2 separate regions of the Mus musculus genome follow, and region 2 is linked to region 1. The links are chromatin loops, found by intact Hi-C in ENCODE. Cell type or tissue: left cerebral cortex. All regions are shown on one strand. Links, peaks and the distances in the headings refer to the core of each region. The heading gives the core; the rest is flanking DNA.

Region 1 (10,381 bases), core at 1,347-9,346:
CACCCACAAATGGAGGACCTTGATTTACTGCTGTGGACATCATCACTGCCACCACCACCTTCTGTTTGCACAGAAAACATCTTAGGACTGTGCCTGTGGGGTGGGAAACAGCGAGAGTGGCTCTGCCAAGGTAGGCTGAGAACCTTCGGTCTCAAGCTCCTGAAGGATCCCAAAGTCAAAGGGCTTGTTGTGTGTACAAGTCTAGCAGGACTTTACAGCGGTCTCATCAGAGGGCCCGTGGCCATAGGATGTTCTCCTTCAAGGAACTGCACTGAAGACTGTGCACAGCCAAATGAGCAGGGTGGACAGGCACTCAGCAGACTCCCCAGGATTTTTGCCTTCCCTTGGGAAGCCAGGAAAATAACAAAGACCACCTCAGAAAGCAGCTCACTGGCTTCTAAAGGATATCACAGCTTCACGGAGGGACAGCTATTCCCCCTTGGGTGCTAAAGTCCCTACTGGGCAACATAGAGTTCCTGTAGCTGCTGTGCCTAATAAATGGAGGTGAAAGGCTTAACTCTGAGTTCCCCAGATAAAGGCAGCAACATAGCCCTTGAGAACCTGACAGAGAGGCACAGAAACAAAGCAATCAAGAGGAACACACTTGATCCAGGGGCTCCTGGTGTGGGCGGAGCATGGCATTCATAACCGCTGGGGATGCTAATGTTCCTCCAGCAGGCAGTGCCGAAAAGTACCTCAGAGCGTGTTTCCTGGCTGCTGTTCCTGCTGCTCCGCTTTATTTAATTGGGAAGGGACGGAGAGTAATTAAAGACAGTTTTCAGGAGCAGAAAACCCTGGCGTTGCTGGATTTTGTGTGGCCCTCCTGTGTTAGGTATCTCTCTAGATTCATCACAGTAGCCCTGCATGTGTCTCTTCTGCCGAACTGACGCTGAGACTCAGAGAAAACCAGAGGCTCAAGGACATGGTAGCAAGTACTGGCCAGGGTGGGAGACTGGCAAAGACTGGTCTGGGTCCATACATCAAGAGGGAGACTGTAGGGTCTGGAGAGATGACTTAGCTGTTGAGAATAAGGACCGCTCTTGCAGAGGACAGGAATTCAGTTCCCAGCATCCACAACATGTGCGTCTCAACCATCTGATCTCCAGTTGCAGCGGGATCTGACGTGTCTGACATCAGAGGGGATCTACACACACCCTTCCACAGAGACACACATATACACGTGTTTAAAATAATACAAATAAATCATATTTTAAAAGAAGCAGATCTAACGCTAAGTCATTCCTAAATTCCTCTGCTTGCCTCCTGTCTACCTACTCAGAGTAAGAGATTAAGAGGACCCTGACTAGGAATAGGTTTTGGTTCATGGAAGAAAGTTGCAAATGGGGAGAGAGGGAACTCAGAACAACAGCCACACTTCGAAACACATCTCAGACAGATTCCTATAAACATTCAATCCCATCTTAGGTATCTGGGGGAGACATCCAAAGAGTCTATATTTGAACATGAGCCCCGATCCAGCAGACTACAAATTGTGTTGTCTATGAACAGCAACTGGGCCTTCATCACATGATGAGAGTCCTCTATGGGGGCTGAGGTCTTTCTAAAACTTATCCTGATAATGGAAATGTTATAAGAAGGTTTAAGAAATGTTTCTTAAATGTTTAAGAAAAAGGAGGATGGTGAGATGGTTCGGCGGGTAAAGGAGTCTGCCACCAGACCTGACATCTTAAGTTCCATATCAAGGATGAACATAGTAGAAGAAAAAAAGGAACTCTTAAAATTTGTCCTTTGCTCTCTATACACATTCTGTGGCATGCATACACACACACACACACACACACACACACACACACTATTATATTTTTAAGAAGAAAGAAGGAAGAGGAGGGAAGGAGGCAGGAAAGGAGTGGGGAGAAATGGCCACAGATGTTTGGGAAATTTGGGACTGACACGGCAAATATGGTGGGAAGATTACTGGCTCCTAATTCTGGATGAGTAAAGATATGGAAATCTTTGCTTATAACCCAACTTGGACTTGACACTATATAACAAATGGCCCCAGTGTGATCCCTCTGGAATGTTCCAGGAAAGTCGAATTCAACATGCATAAAAAAAGAATGCCTTGCTTGACCTGTACCAGGGCTGCCCTCAAAAGAGCGCTCAGTCACCTTCTTTACTTGGGTTGACAGCATCTTCCTTCCACTGGCCTCTCGCAGGAGTAGCCACCTGACCCCTGGGCCTGGTGACAGCTTGCTCCTTCAGGGTACTTTCTCTCCTTCACAGAGCACTGCTTCAAGAGAGATCTTTCTAAAAGCCAGATTTGATCTTAACAGCGTACCACAGAGATACCTGCTCAGCCAAGTTTACTAGAGCACCATTCATAATCAGCCTATATGACGGTCAGCAGATTAATGGATAAAGCTGTGGTACATATACACAAGGGAGTTTTATTCAACCACAAAGATGAATGAAAATGTATCATTTGCTCGGAAGGTGATGAAACTAGATTTCAAGAAGAGCCTAACCTCAGACAAACACAGTTTCTTTCATAAGCAGGTATATATATATCGAAGTTGTTCCTAAGTCTCTCCTCCCTCTGCTTGATAATATATATAGCATAAATGCCCACACTAGGACACTAGGTATCTGAAAGGACCGTTTTCATAAGCACCACAGTCACTACTCACAGATCTATTATATATATATATGCACACATACATATATATACATATATGTATATTTACACACACACATATATGCCCTCTTATAGAATATCAACAATTTCACCTACTTGGGGGATAATCCTCTAACCTGGAATGTTACTTATAGAACATTGATAAGGAGTTATTTCAGGAGTATGGAGAACTCCAGGGTAGCTATGCTCCTAGAAAAATCTCACCTTGACATGGTGGTGACTTTATAGCTGCATACATGGAATCACAGATGAAACCCTTTCAGCTAACTGTTCACAGGGTATACGTTCTAAGGTCCCCAAGACCACAAGGCTGCAAACATTTAAGGCAGAATTACATACAAATGACTAGGAGGTGCAGGAGGGAGAGACTGGAATCTCTAACCCTTTCTTCCACAGAGAATGCCAATAGTCAACAGGCTGGATCTTGAGGGTCTCCTGTAAGCAGTCAAAGCTGCTCTGATGAGGGGACAGCTGTTATGTTAGGAGTCAGAGCACTGCAAACATGATGCACCTGGATGCAAAGGCCATACGGTGACTTATTCTATATGCTAACTAACAAAATGAATGAGAAAGAAGACAGACTAAGACCTCAGTTTTCCCCGCCAGTCTATGTCTCACACACACACACACACACACACACACACACACACACACACACACAAGCACATGCACATGCTTGCATGGTCCCCCAGCATGGATAGATCTCAAACCTAAGCCCTTTGGCATAGCATGAAAACCTATGCAGTTGCCAAAGATGGATAAACGGCTCCTGTCATGCAGTCTAGACACAAACACCACGGCAATGACTGAGCTTGTGTCAGTATTGTATCTGGGTATCTAGGGCCATACAGAGTGCCACTGGCTAGTACAGCTTAGACAACAGAAATATTTTCCTCCTTTGCAGAGGACTAGAAGTCAAGAGGCCAGAGCAGAGCCAGTTGGTTTCTCAGAGACCTCTCCCATCAGCTAGCTGACTCTGCCCATGTAACACACCTAACCACCCCACCTCCATTCCATTCCATTCCATCCCACCCCACCCCACCCCACCCCCCACACACCCCAGTGCTGCTGTGTGTCTCTAGGTCTCCTGACAGATTTGTTGAAATAGTCACATTCTGGGATCCTGAGGGTCAGAGGGAATATGATTCAGCTATGGTGTTTCCCTCACGTTCAATTAAGATAATTCTGTAGTGTTTCTCCCTCCACAGGGTAAATGAGTGGGCCTAGTCCAGTCAGTTGGGACCATTAAAAAATGCAGGGAAACCCTGCCTGCCAACTCCTGAGTAGTTCCATTAACCCTTCGCTGAGTACACAGATTTCAGAAGTGCCAGCCCCACAATAACATAACTAGTTCCCTGTGGCAAACAGACACACACACACACACACACACACACACACACACACTCGTTTTCCCTGACTTTATTTTTGTTGTGATTTGGCGAGGGGGGGCGGGGGAGGCGGTAACAAGGTCTCATTTTGTTGGTCTTGAACCCACAGCAGTCCTCCTGACTCAGCCTCTGGAAGGCTGGGATTATAGCAGACATCTGCCAGAAAGCCCTTGGCTGCCAAGTTAGTCTTATCTAGTAACGAGGGAACTGGGAATGCAGCCCTCATTCCAGAAACAATATGCCCAGCACAATTCAGAGATGGTGGTTAAAGTAACGCTAAAAAGCGGACAGGAAACGCACCCAGCCACAACACAACGATGGGCGCAGGGACCAAGTCCTGCCGCTCTGCAGTCCTTGGAAGTCCTGGGCTCTGCAGGCCGCCTCCCCAATGCAGAGAAGCCCAGCGCCACGCGTCCCCGCAGCCTCCACTGGTGAGCGCGGACTCCGCTGCCATCCTGCGGCTGTCTAAGGCTCGCTGGGCCGCGCGCAAATACCCAGAGCTCCCGGCTGGAGGCCAGGGGCGCGCGCCGGGCATCTTGGGGCGCGCACACAGAGCTGCCCGCACGGACTCCGCACCGCGTGGAGGGGCGGGAAGCCGCATCTCCTCAGGGCAGGCCGGCCAATGGGCGGTCTCGCTGATGCTGTAATGCTCCAACTCTGCCTTTCATTGGCCAGCTCTTCTCTGGGCTCTAACTAGTTAGTTTTTGGTTTTGAAGGTATTTTTTTGTTTGTTTGGTTTGGTTTGTTTGTTTTCTCTCCAGAAATTCAAATAAGAGGAGACAAAATCCAAAGCAAAACCGGGAGTCCCTGAGCCCTGATCTTGGGGACATAAGGAGACACCTCTACAGAGCCTTCTTGGCCTGACAAGGCCCAGGTATCTGCCAGGCTTTAAGGTCAGCAGACATAGAGTGGTTGTTGTTCATGTTTCTTACTGCCTGATGGGTCAGAGCCAAGGGTACTGGGACAGACTGGCAAGAGGGACGCACAGATTTGCAGGGAGCTGTGAGTGCCAAACTTGGCTGATCTCTGAACCGTTTATTGCCAGAGTGTATCATAGACCCAGTGTCCCATGGATCACACTCTAGAGAATGCTCTCGGAAGGACTGGGCTCTGCAGTCCTCAGTTCTCAGTTCAGCCGTGTAGGCCTTCAGACCAGGTTTCCCAGGCACCCCTATGTCAGAGCATAACCTGACTGTGACATAACCAAGCTGCCGTTTGTTTACCCACTCCCCAAACCCTACTTAACTGCAGGTTGGCCTTTAAACCATTACCGGTGCCTCCCATCCTCCTCTTTGCACCAGGTTTCTGGCTCAGGTGGTCAGATTCCAGCCAGCCAAGCTTTCAGAACCAGAGATGACAGGTCCTGGACACAATTCTGCCCAAAGTGACCCCTGGGAGGACCAAGAGACAGAGAAATAAGCGAGTGTGCTTGGTAGAGGACTCAAGTGATGCCAACTATGGTGACATCTCTTAAAAAGGGAATGACAGTCTGTTGAGAGGATCAAAGTAAAAGAGGAGACTTGACAGCAGTGAGGACGAGGCTGGAAGTACAAAGGCCAAGGCAGTGTGGGCTTGTTAAAGTAGCCATTGCCCAGGGAGGGGTCTGGGGATGCCTCTCATCCCAGGGCATTGCTCTGGGCTCTGAAAGTCAAACTCAGTCTCTTGGGAAGGAAATGAGTGTCCTCAGCCTTGGTCAGCATACATCCTGGCTACAGCCAGTTCTTGCTCCGTGCCCCCCTATGCCCACACTCACACCCCAGATGCAGCTTCCACCACCTCCCCACCCCCACCCCAGATGTGGCTTCCACACTCTGCTTGCAACCATTCAGGGAGCATTGTTTAGGCCAGTACCATATAACCAGAAGTCAGCAAGACCTTTAGAACCAAGCAGGAAGATGCAGCTTGCACGGGAGTGGGGCAGGGGTGTCCTTGAGGCTGGGCCACACAGGGCTAGAATGGCGAGAAGAGTCTAGAGGACAAGATGAAGCAGAGACAAGATGAAAGAGAAGGAGCATTCCTTGATGCGGTCCCAGTACCTTTGGGTATTAGGAGCCCTTCATTCTGGTCCCAGCTCCCCTATTTTTACTGGGGTGACCTTGGGCCAGTCATCTCAGCTGTGGCCTAGTTTCTTTACTTATAAAACAGTAGGGGAGGGGCTAAAATGGTTAAAGGCCCCTCCTCTTCAGCCTCAGTAGCATCCTCTTTTGGGGGAGGTCCTCTTAGCTACTACAGCTGGCACCACTGTTGAGAGGCTGGGCAGATGGCTGCAGATGACACAGTCATGCTCAGGGGTGGGGTGGGAGTGCTGACACCCAGGGATGACTCAAAGATGGTGCAGCACGAAGCCCTCTCCCTCTTCATCTTTGCATATACTGCTCGCTGAGACCCCAGGACCCAGTGACTAATGTGACTGTCTCCTTGAACGGCATCGGATGGTCCAGCAGCAGCCTCTGCAGGCTCCACCTCTCTCTCTCTCTCTCTCTCTCTCTCTCTCTCTCTCTCTCTCTCTCTCTCTCTGCTGGCAGCAGGCAGCAGAATTTAGAAGGAAAAAAAAAAAAAAACCAAACTCCTGCTTTCAGGAAGGTGAAGTCAGACTCCTGAGCCAGGACAGGAGGCCAGCGACAGAGAGGTAATTTTCCCAGAAGCAGGGAAAGGGGGTTGTGCCAAGGAAGCCCTGCTGTTCCTCCACCCCACAGACTCCAAGGAGAAGCAAGTCCCTTGCTCCCATCTGATGGCATACCCTATTTTGCAGCTGTTATCTGTGTTTAGCTAAGAATCCTTTCTTTAGAAAGAAGTCTGATGTAAAAGCAAAAACAAGACATTGTTCAATAACTATTTCTTGAAGTAAATGTGTCAAGTGCAATGGTAAGAACCAGGTACAAGTGGGTGGTCCAGACAGACCCAGCCTCTGCTTCACAGACTTTGGTTCAGGCGGGGGAGGTCTTTTGCAAGCTAGCAAATAGCTAATGAACTTTTATGATCCAGACAATGAAGAAGAAGGTGCCTCTGAAGATGCCCTTTGCTTTGCATGATCAGGGAGGCGGTTTCAGGCCAGGTAGGGATATTCCTGCTTTTAGATGGACCCCTTCAGCATGAACCTTGGGTATGTGGACAGATTGGATCCCGGAGAAAAGCACCTAGGAGAGATGAGCAGCCAGTACAGGTAGATGACTAAGTGACAGAGAGCTTGCTTACTGTAGGTGGGGACCTGGACTCAATCCCCAGTAATCCCCTCCCACAAAGCAAATGGAACAGTGAGCTGCCTTCGTGGTGGCTTGGTTGATATCCCTCCCCCATGCAACTGAAGCAATGGCTTTTCCTCCCTCCCCATAGGCTTGCTAAAGTACAGCCAGGATTTCATGGCAGAGACCAAATGCGGAGGTTAGCACACAAACATGAGAGGATGATATCCAAACAGGTATCAGCAGACTCTGCAAAGAGTGAGTTTATGACTGAGAGGGCGGCTAATACTCTGATCAGAGCAGAAAGGCTTAAATCCACTTATTTAGTATCCTTGAGAAATATGGAAGGGCAACTACACATCACATAAGCAAACTGCTGTGAATCAAAAGACAGCTAATTTGAGAGGAAAAAAAAAACAATAACAGATTTCAGAAGTAGAAGACTCAATGATTCAAAAGACATTTCAGCCACAATGCAGAGAATAAGCTGCCCAGAGGCCAGGAGCCATGGTGGCCCAAGAAAGAGATGCCTGAGGCTCTAAGGTGGAGGCCGGGGGCTTGGGAGGGAGCAAGCACAAGCAGATGCAGTCTGCAGGGCTTGCTAAGATGCTAAGGGACTGTGTGAAGAAGGTCTGGGGTTGGGTACACTCAGGGAAGGCCTTGGCCTCATCCTTAGGCTGCACCTGGAGGCTGTGTCCTTTCCCTGACATTGGACATGCCTTTTCCCCCCAGAGAGCTTGAAAGCAAGAGGAGAGCTGAGGCCACGTCCTGAGTGGCTGTGTGATCACTGTCACCTTCAGGAGTCCTGGCTAAGGAGAACGGAGAGTATGACTACTGCAGATGGAATGTCCTGGAAGTAGACTCTGAGGTGGTAGAGTGTTCTCTGTATCATGTTAAGGGATCACCCTCACATAAGTGAGAAGAAGATGAAGAGAAAAAGAATCAAAGCCACCTTGTTCAACCCCACTGATCAGAGTCGACCTTGGCAGCTCTGGTGGCTCTTAGGATTGTTGTAGGTTGGGTTGAGATGCTAGATTTTTCCGCACACAAAAGAGCCATTGCACACAAATGTGACCGTCTCCTTAAATGTCACAGAATGGCCCAGCAGTTGCTTCTGCAGCTCCACCTCTCTCTGCTGGCAAAACAAAACATTGAGTTCCTTGAGAAAAGCTGTAACCTCAAAGGCTCTTTCCCTACAGCATCCCATGCCATCCCTGGGCTAGCAGTTCTTCCCACTGTGGATAGAACAAGTCCACATTGATAGAGAATCTTCATGGTCCTATGACTAAAGGCACAGTTGCCCTACAAGAACCGTGAGGCTCAGCCTAGTATATACCTCACTGTGTCTTGCATATGGCTGACTTGGAGTCATGGAATCTATTTCCAATCTTTGCAAGAAACCCGAAGATCCCAGACCAGGCCCAAGCAAAACCAAAGAGACCTATATTGGGATAAAAGAAAAAAGAAATGGCTTTCTACATGCATGGTCAGCGTACAGCTGGCAGCAACTCACCTGGGGTGGACTGTGTCATCTCAGCGAGAATCTTTGGAAACTTGTCTCTTCAATCCAAATGCTACAAGCTCACAACGTGAATATCCTGTTGAGAGAAGCAAGTCTGGCTCCGTTGACAGAAATGACCCTCTGTGCAGATGTAAATTCAGTTTTCAGATGACCTGCCTGGCTGTGGCTGAGCTCCGTCTCTCAAGAGCCCTTTGGTGCATGGGATGTGGGATGATGAATTGCTGGAAGACATTTTTGTGTCCCCACACCACTCAGGAGCCCCATATCACAGCAAAGTCTCCCTTTGAGATCCTTGGATTTTTGCATGGAACAACCGAGGTAGTAGGAAATAAGGACACAATCGCAGATGAAGTCCAGTGTGGTCCAACAGGGACTAGAAACTTCAAAAATTCTGATTCTGCTTTGGGGTTGTCTCCACAGCATCTGGCCCTGAGGTGAGGGCTCATGAGAAGTGGCTTATTGGACAGAAATAGTTTATTAAGCAGTGTCCCCCAAGGAAGAGTAAAGAATAGAACTAGGCAGAGAAGGAAGTTAAGCAAGGTGGCCGAGTCAGTCAGTGTCCCATGCTTTCCGAGTGACTGGCTTGTCCCATGAGGAGGTCTGGAGGCCTTGAGCCCCTTTACCTCTCAATTAAGAGTTTCTATGGTTTGTCTTTCAGTGGCTCATGTGTTGAAGGCTTGGTTCTTCTCAGTGTGGCAAAGTTGTTAAGTGAAAACTTTGGGAGGCTGTGTCTAGTATTTGTTCCTGTGGTATCACTGTGACCAACACACTTGACAGGAGTAACTTTAGAGAGAAGGGGTTTATTTTAGACATAATTTCAGGGGAGTTTCAGTCCATGCTTGTAACAAAGGCATGGTGGAGTTTATGTCAACAGGCATGTATGATGGAGACTCTTCACATGGTAGGGGACCAAGAGGTTGGCATAACTTTCATAGGCCTTTTCTTGGTGACCTACTTCCACCAGCCAGGTCCAGCTTCCTAAAGTGTTCACAGTTTCCAAAAAGAGCACTGCAAGCTAGGGACCAAGTGTGTAAAACATGATTATGTGGGATACATTTCAGATTCAAGCTGTAGAAGAGCAATTAGCACTGTACTGTCAGGGAGGTCAAGATTCCAGACCCCTGAAAATCTCTCTCTCTCTCTCTCTCTCTCTCTCTCTCACACACACACACACACACACACAGTACTTCTGACATCATCAGCCAAGAAGTCCTCATACCACAGCCTGGATAATGTGGCACTATGCACTCTAATCTACAGGTTTGTGATCTTCAAAAACCTCTCTCATTTATAAAGTGAACCCACCTCTGGCATTTTGTTGTAATAATGGAAGAGCTGTGTCATAGAGATATGCTCCCAAGCACTTCCCATTTTCAGTCCACACAGGTGAAGAAGCTTCCAACATGTTGAGGAGAACTCGCTAAGGAACATCTGTTGCTTCTGATCACAAAGAACTAGGGATTCTATCACTTGTAGCCAAATGCATCCCAACTGATTAGAGTAATGCTTTGTCAGCCACTCTCAAGATGAGCACAGACATTTTTATATTAAGAGTCTTTCTCTGCTGTGGCAGAATACCCGAAAAGAACAATGTAAGGAAAGATGGACTTATTTTGGCTCAAGGTTTCAGGTT
Region 2 (10,381 bases), core at 879-8,878, 210 kb after region 1:
ATGAGTTCCAGGCTAACCTACACTATAAAGCTAATTCCAGGACAGTGGGGAGTGTGTGTGTGTGTGTGCGTGTGCGTGTGCGGTGGGGCTACACAGAGAATCTCTGTCTTGAAAAGAAAAAAACAAAAAGACAAAATCGACAAACAAACAAACAAAACCCCAAAGGTCTAAGTCCACTTCACTCTAAAACATTAAGAAACTGCTCGCTGACAGCTCCAAACATATCTATTATCTTCTGCTCATCGATGCCTGAAGATCCTCATTTTTGTTTGTTTGTTTGTTTTCTAGGAAATGCTTAGTAGCAGATAATAAGATTCTGGCAACAAAAGGAACAGACTGCAGCACATAAACTTTTACTGTATATAAAGTCTACTCAACAGTAAAAACATGAAAGGTTTCCCTCTAAGTCGATTTGCAACAAGACACCCTCTCTCATCACTCTCCGCCAACAAAGTCCTAGGGTTCATACATAAAGCAAGTAAGCAAGAAAATAAATAAAACATGCCCTCACTAGGAAAGAGGAAGTTGTTTCTATTTGAAGATGACAGTATCTTACATACTTAAAATCCTAAAAACTTCATTGAAATCTGTTAGAGACAATAAATGAATTAACCCATGAGGTTGAAGGATATATTGGTTGACATTTCTGTCGCTGTGATAAAATCATGATCAAGGCAATATATAGAAGAAAAAGTTTATTGGGCTTATAGTTCTAGACAGTAAAAACCAATCATGATTAGGAGGCAAGGCTTCAAGTAGCCCATGCAGCAGAAGCAGGAAGCTAAGAGCTCCCATCTTCAACTGCAAGCTGGAAGCAGGCAAGGATTTTGACTCTCAAAGCTCACACCCAGTGATATACTCCAACAAGGTTGTACCATATTAACCTACCAAATAGGGATCAAGTATTCAAATGCCCAAAATGACAGGGGACATTTCTCATTCAAATTGGCACAAATACCAGGTCAACATAAAAACCTCAGTTTTACTTCTATATAATATCAATGAATTGTCAAAAAAGAAAGAAAAGAAAAAGTCATCAAAGAAAATTATTTTGAAATAAATAAATCAAAGAAATGAAAGATTTACAAACTGAAATAAATTGAATATACAAATAAATAAGAAGCTATCCATCCTGTCTATATTCATAGATTAAAAAATTATTTCAAAACATTCATGTTAGTAAATGTGATCTATAGGTTCTATGAATTCTGTCAACAGTCTAATCATACTTTTATAAGACACAGAAAAAAATACTTGAATTAATATGTACACAAAAGAATGGGATGGCCACAGAATTCTTGAACCTAAAGAACAAAACTAATGAAATCATATTATGCGCTTTTTATACTCCATTGAAATCTAAACCTTAGAGCAGCATGGAAGCAGACAGAGAAGGATGAGACAAATAGAGAACTCAGAAATAACTGACTTACATGGGGCAATCTCGGACAAGATTTCCAAAAATATACAACAGGGAAAGCACAGGCTTTTCAAGAAATGGAGTTAAGATAACTGGATATCCACATGCAAAGAGAACAAATTTGAAAGCTTATCTTACAACCCATATAAAAATCTACACCAAATTAATTAAAAAGTTTTAAGAACTGAAACTGTAACTTCCTGTAGGATAACACAGGAATAGGCTAGTGAGCATAGTATTATGAATGTATGTGTGCATGTATGGATTATCTCTCTCTCTATATGTGTGTGTGTGTGGATATATTACATATATGTGTGTATATATGTGTAAATACACACACACACCTATATATGTATATCTCTATCTATATGATATGACATCAAAAGTTTAGATAACAAAAAAAAAATAATACATGCTTGACTACATCAAAAACATTTCATAGCAAAGAAAAAAATAATAAAAGGGAAACCCATGGGACAAAAAAAAATTGGAAACTTTTATCAAAGCAAAATTCTACAGACCAAGGAACCTCTGATACATAGGCTTATTAAGCCAATAAAGAGGCAAGGCAGAAAATGAGTGAATGAATGAACAAATAAACAACAAGTGAATGAAGCAATGCCAACTGGCTCAGTCCTGGACGAGCTCTTATACCTGCCCAAGGCATAAAGCCGTAATCCACATTTGAACTGTTTGCACATTAACTTCCCATATCTGTTCTTTCCTTTCTGCTTTAACCCTTGCAGTTTAGGAAAGCTTAAAATTTGCTTTTATCAGTATTTATCAAATACAAAATTAATATCCAAAATATATCAGTAACTATATAAAAGTAACAAAGCGACATGACTCAATTTAAAAATTAGGCAAAGGACTCAAATAAACATTCTCCAAAGGAAGCCTATGAATTTCCAACAGTACTTGAAAGGATGTTTAATGCTAACGATGGAGGCAATGAGAAGTCACCTGCCATCTCCTAGGATGGCTATGACGATGCAGAAAAAGGGAAAGTTGTTTGCTGGGTGGGACTGAAACTGGGACAGTCAATGTGAAACCAGTGGAGAGGGGCCTCAAGCCGGATAGAGAACTAGCTTAAGCTCCCGCCACGCCAGGTCTGTGCATACGTGCAAATCAGCTCTGGAAGAGCTCTGGACTCTCGTGTTCGTTATTACAGTACTACTACAGCAGCCAAGTCATAATAACAATCCAAGTGCCATCAGTGAACGATAAATAAGGAGAATGCAGAGCGCACGTGCACACACACAAAACTTCTCAACAGTGTTGAATAAAAATTTGTGGTAATTATTACAGTAAAAACAGCATAGTTTATGCCTTAAACTCATATATTTGTACTTCAGCTAAAAATTTCTAAATAAAAACAATACAAAAATAGATTTAGAGAAGGCTTTTTATCCATGCACAAAGAAACAGTCACCTCAGACAATTCTTTTTTTGAACAGTCATTGCTTCAGGTCTCTGGAACTAGGTTGTGGTATGACAGAATATAGGATGAAGAATATTACAGTAATAAAAATAAGGCATTTTTCTTCCCTGGGCTGCTCCTGTCATTTAGTTTCTGCATATCCTAATTCATATTCTGAGCAGAAAAGGAGCTGAGAAGCGGTGTTTTATTAACCCATCGCAGCTCCCCACTCTCAGCACAGAGCTAAGTTTCTAATTATGCATCTCACAGAGAAGCATCCCTGACGGCTCTGCATGCACAGGATGCATAATGTAGCTTTTGTTTTCAGAGATTTATGTCAAAGACCTCTTCATTAAATGCTGTGGGAGGGCAGATGCAAGTCTAGGTTAAAACAAAACCCAACATGCTGATAAAATAGTCATCTAGGAACTACACCAGTGAGAGCTCCTAAAGTGGTCCTTCTCCAAAGGCTGCGAGACACACACAGACACATGCACACACACACACACACACACACACAGACACACACAGACACACACATGCACACACACACACACACACACACACACAGACACACACAGACACACACATGCACGCACACACACACACACACACACACAGACACACACAGACACACACATGCACACACACACACACACACACACACAGACACACACAGACACACACATGCACACACACACACACACACACACACACACACACACACACAGGAAGACTGTTGGAACTGGTCGGTGTGGTTTATGAGGAAGCTCAACCAAGACTCTGTTGGTTACTCATTCAGTTTGAAGGTGGGTCCAGGGAAATGCAGCTGCTGTAAAGTGATGAGGTGCCTGTCAAGACTTTGCTGAATTCTGCAGCATCTGTCTTGCAGCTTAGATGAGTCTGCAGCAAGAGGATGAGGGAGAGTGGAATTCTGGTCAAAGAATGGCATCTAGAGCCAAGGGCAGGCCTGCCTCCAAGCTGCAGTGACATCTGGTGAGGAGGAAGTTGGCCTGACATGCTAGGGAAGATCAGAACAGAAACATCTAAAATTTTGCAGGATCTCTCCCTCCCTCCCTCTCTCAACTGTAATACAGGCCCCTCAAAGAAACAGCCACTTGCTTGATTCCAGGCTGATACTGCCAGCAGGACTGCAGACCAGAGGAGCAGAATTCCACCATGGCTGTGCCTGTGGCACTGGACCTGCTATGTTCCTGGTTTTGGACTCAGTTTCCTCTTCTGTAAAATGGGGCTATTAATACTTCAGTATCTAGGCAACAGGCTTTTTATGTAACATCCTTACAACAGAGCTTGAAAGTAGGTCATGAAGATCTGCTAAACAATAACTCTAGCAGGCAGGTGACTCATACCTTTTTTTTTGCAGGCACTAGAAAGGCACAGAGGCAGATGGAGTTCTCTAGGTTCTAGGCCAGCTTGGTTTACATAGCAAGTTCCAGGACAGTGAGGGTTACAGAGTGAGTATCTGTTTCAAGAACAATAGCAAACAATTCTATTTGTAAGTAGAGAGGAAATGATATTGTTTTTGTTACTAGACAATGAGTTTATTAATAATTTGAACACATCCATGCATCTCTGGAAGATATTTATGATGCCATGTAAATGAAATTATCTAGAAGTGGCATTACATTCATTAATTTTATAGCTAAAGAAACTGAGGCACAGTTAAGTATGAATGATTCTTCTCCAAATCTTGCAAAAACTGCTCAACTGGCTGTGAGCAGAACAGATACTCAGTGAACACTGGTGGCCTGAGACCTATCTGTGCATGTAACAGACAGAAACATCTATTACGTTCTAATTTCTTAATTTTACAGAGGGTAAGCAAGAACGGGGCTATGCTTGGTACCTGGAACCATTCTGTGTGCACAGTACTCTTTAAGCAAAGGAACAGTCATCCACTGGTGATATATTTGTGATATACAATGGTGATATACAGTGAGTGGCTGTAATGATGACCAAATGAGGGTTGAAATCAAAGACATGGAAGCACAGTTACTTCTTAATGCCCCTCATGTGTTGACCAAACAATCACAGGCAGTTCCCCAAATGGCTCTCAGTGAGTGCTGCCTGAATGTACTCTGTTGTCAAAGACAAGTAAGCATGGTCCATCACAGTGTCCGCAATGCTGAACTCAGTTATTCTAGAGTGCAATGATTCTAGAAAGTTCATTAGTCTTTGTCTCTGACTTTCAACTAATGTAAAAACAACAACAAAAACAACCCCCCCAAACAAAACAAAACAACAAAAAATCAAAACTATCACAATTGTTTTTTCTTTTTAAACACTGAAAGGCCATTTTGTTTATCTGGTGAAATATGATCAAAAGTTACCCAGTTGTTGAGGGGCACACACAGAAACTTAGTTGTCCAATGGCAAAGGCTCTGCCATGAATTGTCAGACAGGACTGAATGAAATTGCTGGTTAGTGACTGCTCCCAGATGCCTCCAGAGCTATTTGTCAGGTTCTACCTGATGGTTGTATAACTCTGGACAAATTTCTACATTCTCTAAATATCAATTTTGCCATGTGTAAAACGTGCACTCAGTGCTTATTCTATGGCACAGTGGTAAAAACCATTCGTAAGCACCTGGCAAGCACTTGGCAGCTGCTGTGGGTGCTTGCATGCTTTATAAAGGTTAGTGGTTACTCACAGGAAGGGAGCTGGCATCTGGTTCTGAGGCTGAGCTAAATGCCTGAGTGGGGTGTCTCACTCAGGATCACTTTCAGACCCACAGGAGAAACAGCCTCCTGCACAGGCCCTGCTGTGCACAGGCGGAAGGCGCACACTTGGCCCCGACAGCAGTTTCAGCAAAGCAGCTGTTGGCTGTGCAGGAACCCAGAGCTCAAAGCAAAGAATAAGCACAGCACACACCTTGCACACACCTGGCTACAAGACTGCCTGTGTGTGATGCTCAGAGAGACGGTGCCCCAGGGGACCATGTTCAGCAACACACTGGTGGCTTTTCAGCAGCACCACTTGCAGGCAACACATATGGCTGACTTGGGTTTTTAATTCCAAGTAAAAGAGAACCCAGTTAAAGACTCTGAGTCAATCTTATTGGCACCATAACCTCCTTTCCTTTTTCTGCGTGTGTACTCTATTTTTCATTTTCAAGATGTATGTATGTATGTATGTATGTATGTATGTATGTATGTATTTAGTATATGTATTGTGTGTACGTGTACGTGTGCGTGTGCGTGTGCGTGTGTGTGTGTGTGTGTGTGTGTGTGTGTGCAGTGTGTACATGGAGGCCAGATGAGGGCATTAGAGGAAGTAAAGTATACAGGAAGTTGTGTGTGTGTGTGTGTGTGTGTGTGTGCAGTGTGTACATGGAGGCCAGATGAGGGCATTAGAGGAAGTAAAGTATACAGGAAGTTGTGAGCTACCCAATTTGGGAGCCAGGAACTGATATCTGATTCTATGGAAGAGCAGCAAGCACTCTACCTCTGAGCCACCTCTCCAGCCCCTAGGTTTCATTCTAGTGAAATGAAAATATGGCCCCTGAATTCCTAGTCAAACTGCACTAATCAGATCCTCTGAGAGTGTACTGATTTCCCCTTTAGCTGCAGGGGGCACTCTCTAAGGACGAGTCATTCTGAACCTTAGATGGACACAGCTTCTAGGGAACCAGACAGCAAGGAGCAGATGCTGTGTCCCACCTGTGTGACGTTACTTGCTCTCATCACCCTGCACACTGTCAAAGCTACAACATTCCTACATAATCCCTTTCAGTTTTCTGTGAACTCTGCCATGCTGATATGAATCCCAAATCCTTAATTCTACGTATGCAGAGAGACTATCCCAGAACTAATAAATAGACAGATCTCCCAAAAGTATTGCTTACTTTCATACTTAAAAAAATTTCTTTTGGCTACCCAACCTTTTCAGTAATCACACATATTGACATATTTCTGTCTGCAGCCTATAGAGAACCAAAAGCAAGTGCTGGCAGTGTGAGTGAGACCATTCCGTGGAATGGGAAGGTCAAACCTTGACTCCCTGACCATTTTTCTATCAAGAATGGTGGTCTCTTGAAGCACAATGATAATTCACATCTTGACAGACACATCAAATTCTAGACCTGTTCACAAAGTGACTTCACAGGCAAGGTCTCAGTCATTGCTGTGATATACACAGGGGCAGGTGTTAGGTCGACGTCATAGAAAACCTCTGGGATAGATGGTTGCAGGACAACATGGTAGACCAGGCTGCTGCCCACATGAGTTTCAGGGCTGAATGGAGGTACAACAGTTAGAAAAGGTGCTCTGTTTCTGTGTGATTGTCTTGTGAATGTTGAATAAATGCCCTGAAGTCTTACTTTCTTAAATAAAAATCAGAAGTACCACAATCTAGAGAATCAATCCTCCTTAAGTTCCATGCTTTTGCTATAGGCCCTAGGTCCCAGCAAAGCAAAAACAGATAAACTATCAGCAGAAAAAGTAGAGCAGCAAAGGCCAAGATCCTTGCTTGATCACAAACACGAGAATCTGTTTTTAACAAGCTATGCTGTGTTGCAGTAGATTTGTAAGCATATGTCTTGTACCATCAACCAGTGAGTGACAGTGTTGTCATGGTAATCCCTTATGTGTTTAAAAAATAATCAGAAAAACCTTCAGTGACTCAACAGGATAGAAGATGTCAGTTATACACAGGCAGGTGCAACATTTTGTATTTAATATACACTACCTTCATGGACAAAAGGAAAATTTTAGTCAGGGTGAAAAAGAATTAGGTTCTTCAACTAACCCCAGAGAGGAGGCATACCAAGACAAGATGGTGGGCAAAACCATTATTGTGAAAAAGCTGTCAAAACACCATTTCCATATATTGCCTATTACCTTTAAATTTATATAGTAATGCTTGTTATTGGACTGTAGGAGAGTTTATGTGCCAACCTCTAACATAGCCATTTAAGTATGTGCCGGGTATTTATTTGCTATACTAACACAGACATTTACAACTATAATATTTGAGATTTACATAACACTTTATATGCTGGCACTGTGCTAAGGATTTGTATTGTATTTAAGCTCCTTAATTCTCTTCACAACCTTTTCTGACTAGTAGGAATTAATATTTTCTTGCTTTGGCAGTTGAGAAATCTTAAGACCTACTAGATCAGTGGCTTTGGAATTAAATTCAGATGGTCTGCTCCAAAGCTCATGGCTCACTGTCAGCCTTATTGCACACGGGTGCGCACGCGCACACACACACACACACACACACACACACACACACACACACACACAGGCTTCATTATAGTTCTATGCACAAAGAGGGAGGGACACCGCACAGGTTGGGGCTGGGAATACAGTCTGGTTGAGTACAGTCTCCACACAGCCTTGAGTTTCCTTTCCAGAGTGGTCACAGCTCCTGCCTGGAGTAGAGCCACTCCTGATGTGTTGTGGCTGTGTGAGGGAACAAGGAGTAGGGTCCTGGTGGAGAACTAGCTGTGGGACACTAACACTCAACAGGTGCTGAGGAAGAGCTGCTGTGGAAGGGTCCACAAGAGTAACTCCCAATCAGTCTTACTCAAATGGGACAGAATGGCTATGGAATTTCAAGAAATCCCACTGAAGGTCAATGGCAGTCAAGTTATTTTTGGATTCAAACTAATTCAAACACACACACGAACACTCTTATAGTTTCATAGATATATTTTCAAGGTCTGCCTGGGCAACCTAGCAAGCCCTCTTACTTTAGAACGGGTATAAGGGAGAGTGATGGAGACCTGGCTAAGTGGTGAAGGGCACTCGATGTACAGGATCTCAGCAGCTACATCCACAGGGCAGCTCACAACTGTCACTCCTGTTCTAGGGATCGGACACCGCCTAGCGCACTGTGTGAACGTGGTGCACATACACATATGTAGGCACACTGCCTATACATGTAAAATTAAATTAAGTAAAAAACCACAGGGGAATAGGTGACATGATATACTTTAGTGATAGAGCACTTGGCAAGCACATACAAACCCTAGATTCAATCTGCAGCATAACACACACACACACACACACACACACACACACACACACACACACACACACCAAACCAACCAACCAAGCAATCCATAAATTCTTATTAATTTCTCTTATTCTAACCTAACAAGGGTTTATTATTGTCTTTCCTACAGATCTATCTATCTATCTATCTATCTATCTATCTATCTACCTATCTATCTATCTATCTATCTATCTATCTATCTATCTATCTATCATTGAGGCAGGGTATCGATACAATCTTGGCAGGCCTGCAATTCACTAGTTAGATCAGGCTGGCCTTAAACTCACAGAGGTCCATCTGCTTCTCTCTCATGGGTCTTGCACTACCACTTTCTAGATCCATAATTCCTTTTAAAGTTCAATTTTCCAATATTTTGCTTTTCTAAAAAGGATGTAATCTCTATATAGAGAAGAACATGAGTATTCATGGTTTTTATACATATACATACTCACAAGCCAGCTCCTGTCAAAATACAAGCATTTCCAGTGACCCCAGAAAGTACAGAGTGTGTCTAGAAATCACAGAGACAGGAACAAGGACACATGAGACAGTTGACATCAAACCATTCACATCAGCAAACAAAAGTCTGCAAGTTTCAGAAAGTAGCTACAGCACATGCGTTCTCACATGTATAATCTAGATAAAAAGAGACATGAAAGCAAACAGGGAGGCCATTATATGGAATAGAAAGGGCACCAGAGGGAGAAGAAAACAGAAGAGATAGGAGGTGAATATCATCACTGTACAGTACATGCATGTATGATGATATTATTGTTGAAGCCCATTATTTTGTGCAATTAAGATAAGCTACTAAAGAAAGTAGGTATAAGGAAAGCAGAGCAAGAGAAACGATATGAATTGATAATGAGTGAGCAAATGGCCTGCATAAAACTGTAAGGCATTCTGAGTAAGCAGGACAGCAGCAGTAGCAGCAGTGGCAGTGGCAGTGGCAGTCAAAATGAGAAGATCCAGACTCAGGAAAAACGGGTAGTGGGTGTGGCAGCGTGACCTGGGGCTCTTGAACTCTGATGGGGGAAGAACCCCTGAGAACTGTGAGGAAGCAGTCTTCTGGATTCCATTCCCAGAGGTTATGACAAAGGACCAAGGATGGATGGAAGCTTACAGGAGAAACCCAGAAATGGAGACGGCACAGAGGTAATAATATCTAATAGTCTTCACCGCTCCCCCACTTCCATCAAGGAAATAAAACTCCTAGTAAGGATGAAGAAGTACCAAGAAGCAGCTAATCAGCACCTCAACATCAGACCAGAAAGAGGTGAATCAGTTCTGCCTTCATTAGTTTTAGGCGTGTTCAACATGGAAGGATAGATCCAAACAAGAAAACGATTTAATTTTGGGGCTGCTACAGAAGATGCCTAAATCAGGCTAGCAGACAGGAAAGAGAGAGAGCCATGGACACTGGAGGAGAGAGAGAGAGAGAGATGCAGGATCAGGTAATGGAGGGCTCTGGCTGGGCTTGATGAGAAAGGAGTAAGGCTCATGGAATACAGGCAGA

The links. Peaks named below come from ENCODE experiments on the same cell type or tissue, not always from the same donor. Only the 100,000 strongest peaks of a DNase experiment are listed, where the experiment ranks them.
Region 2: a loop joins it to region 1, with 2.4 times the contacts of the local background. A loop is called at or near these places in 3 of 42 quality-filtered maps.

Annotation. Positions count from the first base shown.
Region 1 is chr13:36,572,931-36,583,311 of GRCm38, reverse strand. No RefSeq gene overlaps it. Among named protein-coding and RNA genes, the nearest start is that of Gm46409, 35 kb to the left of the region's middle. In left cerebral cortex, for the core only: a CTCF peak has its summit at 4,509; DNase peaks (open chromatin) are centred at 4,587, 6,341, 6,710, 7,247 and 1 more place; H3K4me3 peaks cover 710 bases; H3K27ac peaks cover 3,739 bases.
Region 2 is chr13:36,361,707-36,372,087 of GRCm38, reverse strand. All of the region lies in intron 5 of Fars2 (phenylalanine-tRNA synthetase 2 (mitochondrial)), which reads right to left. Among named protein-coding and RNA genes, the nearest start is that of Gm40912, 160 kb to the right of the region's middle. In left cerebral cortex, for the core only: no CTCF peak of the experiment used is centred there; DNase peaks (open chromatin) are centred at 3,116, 3,873, 4,146, 5,626 and 1 more place; H3K27ac peaks cover 1,756 bases.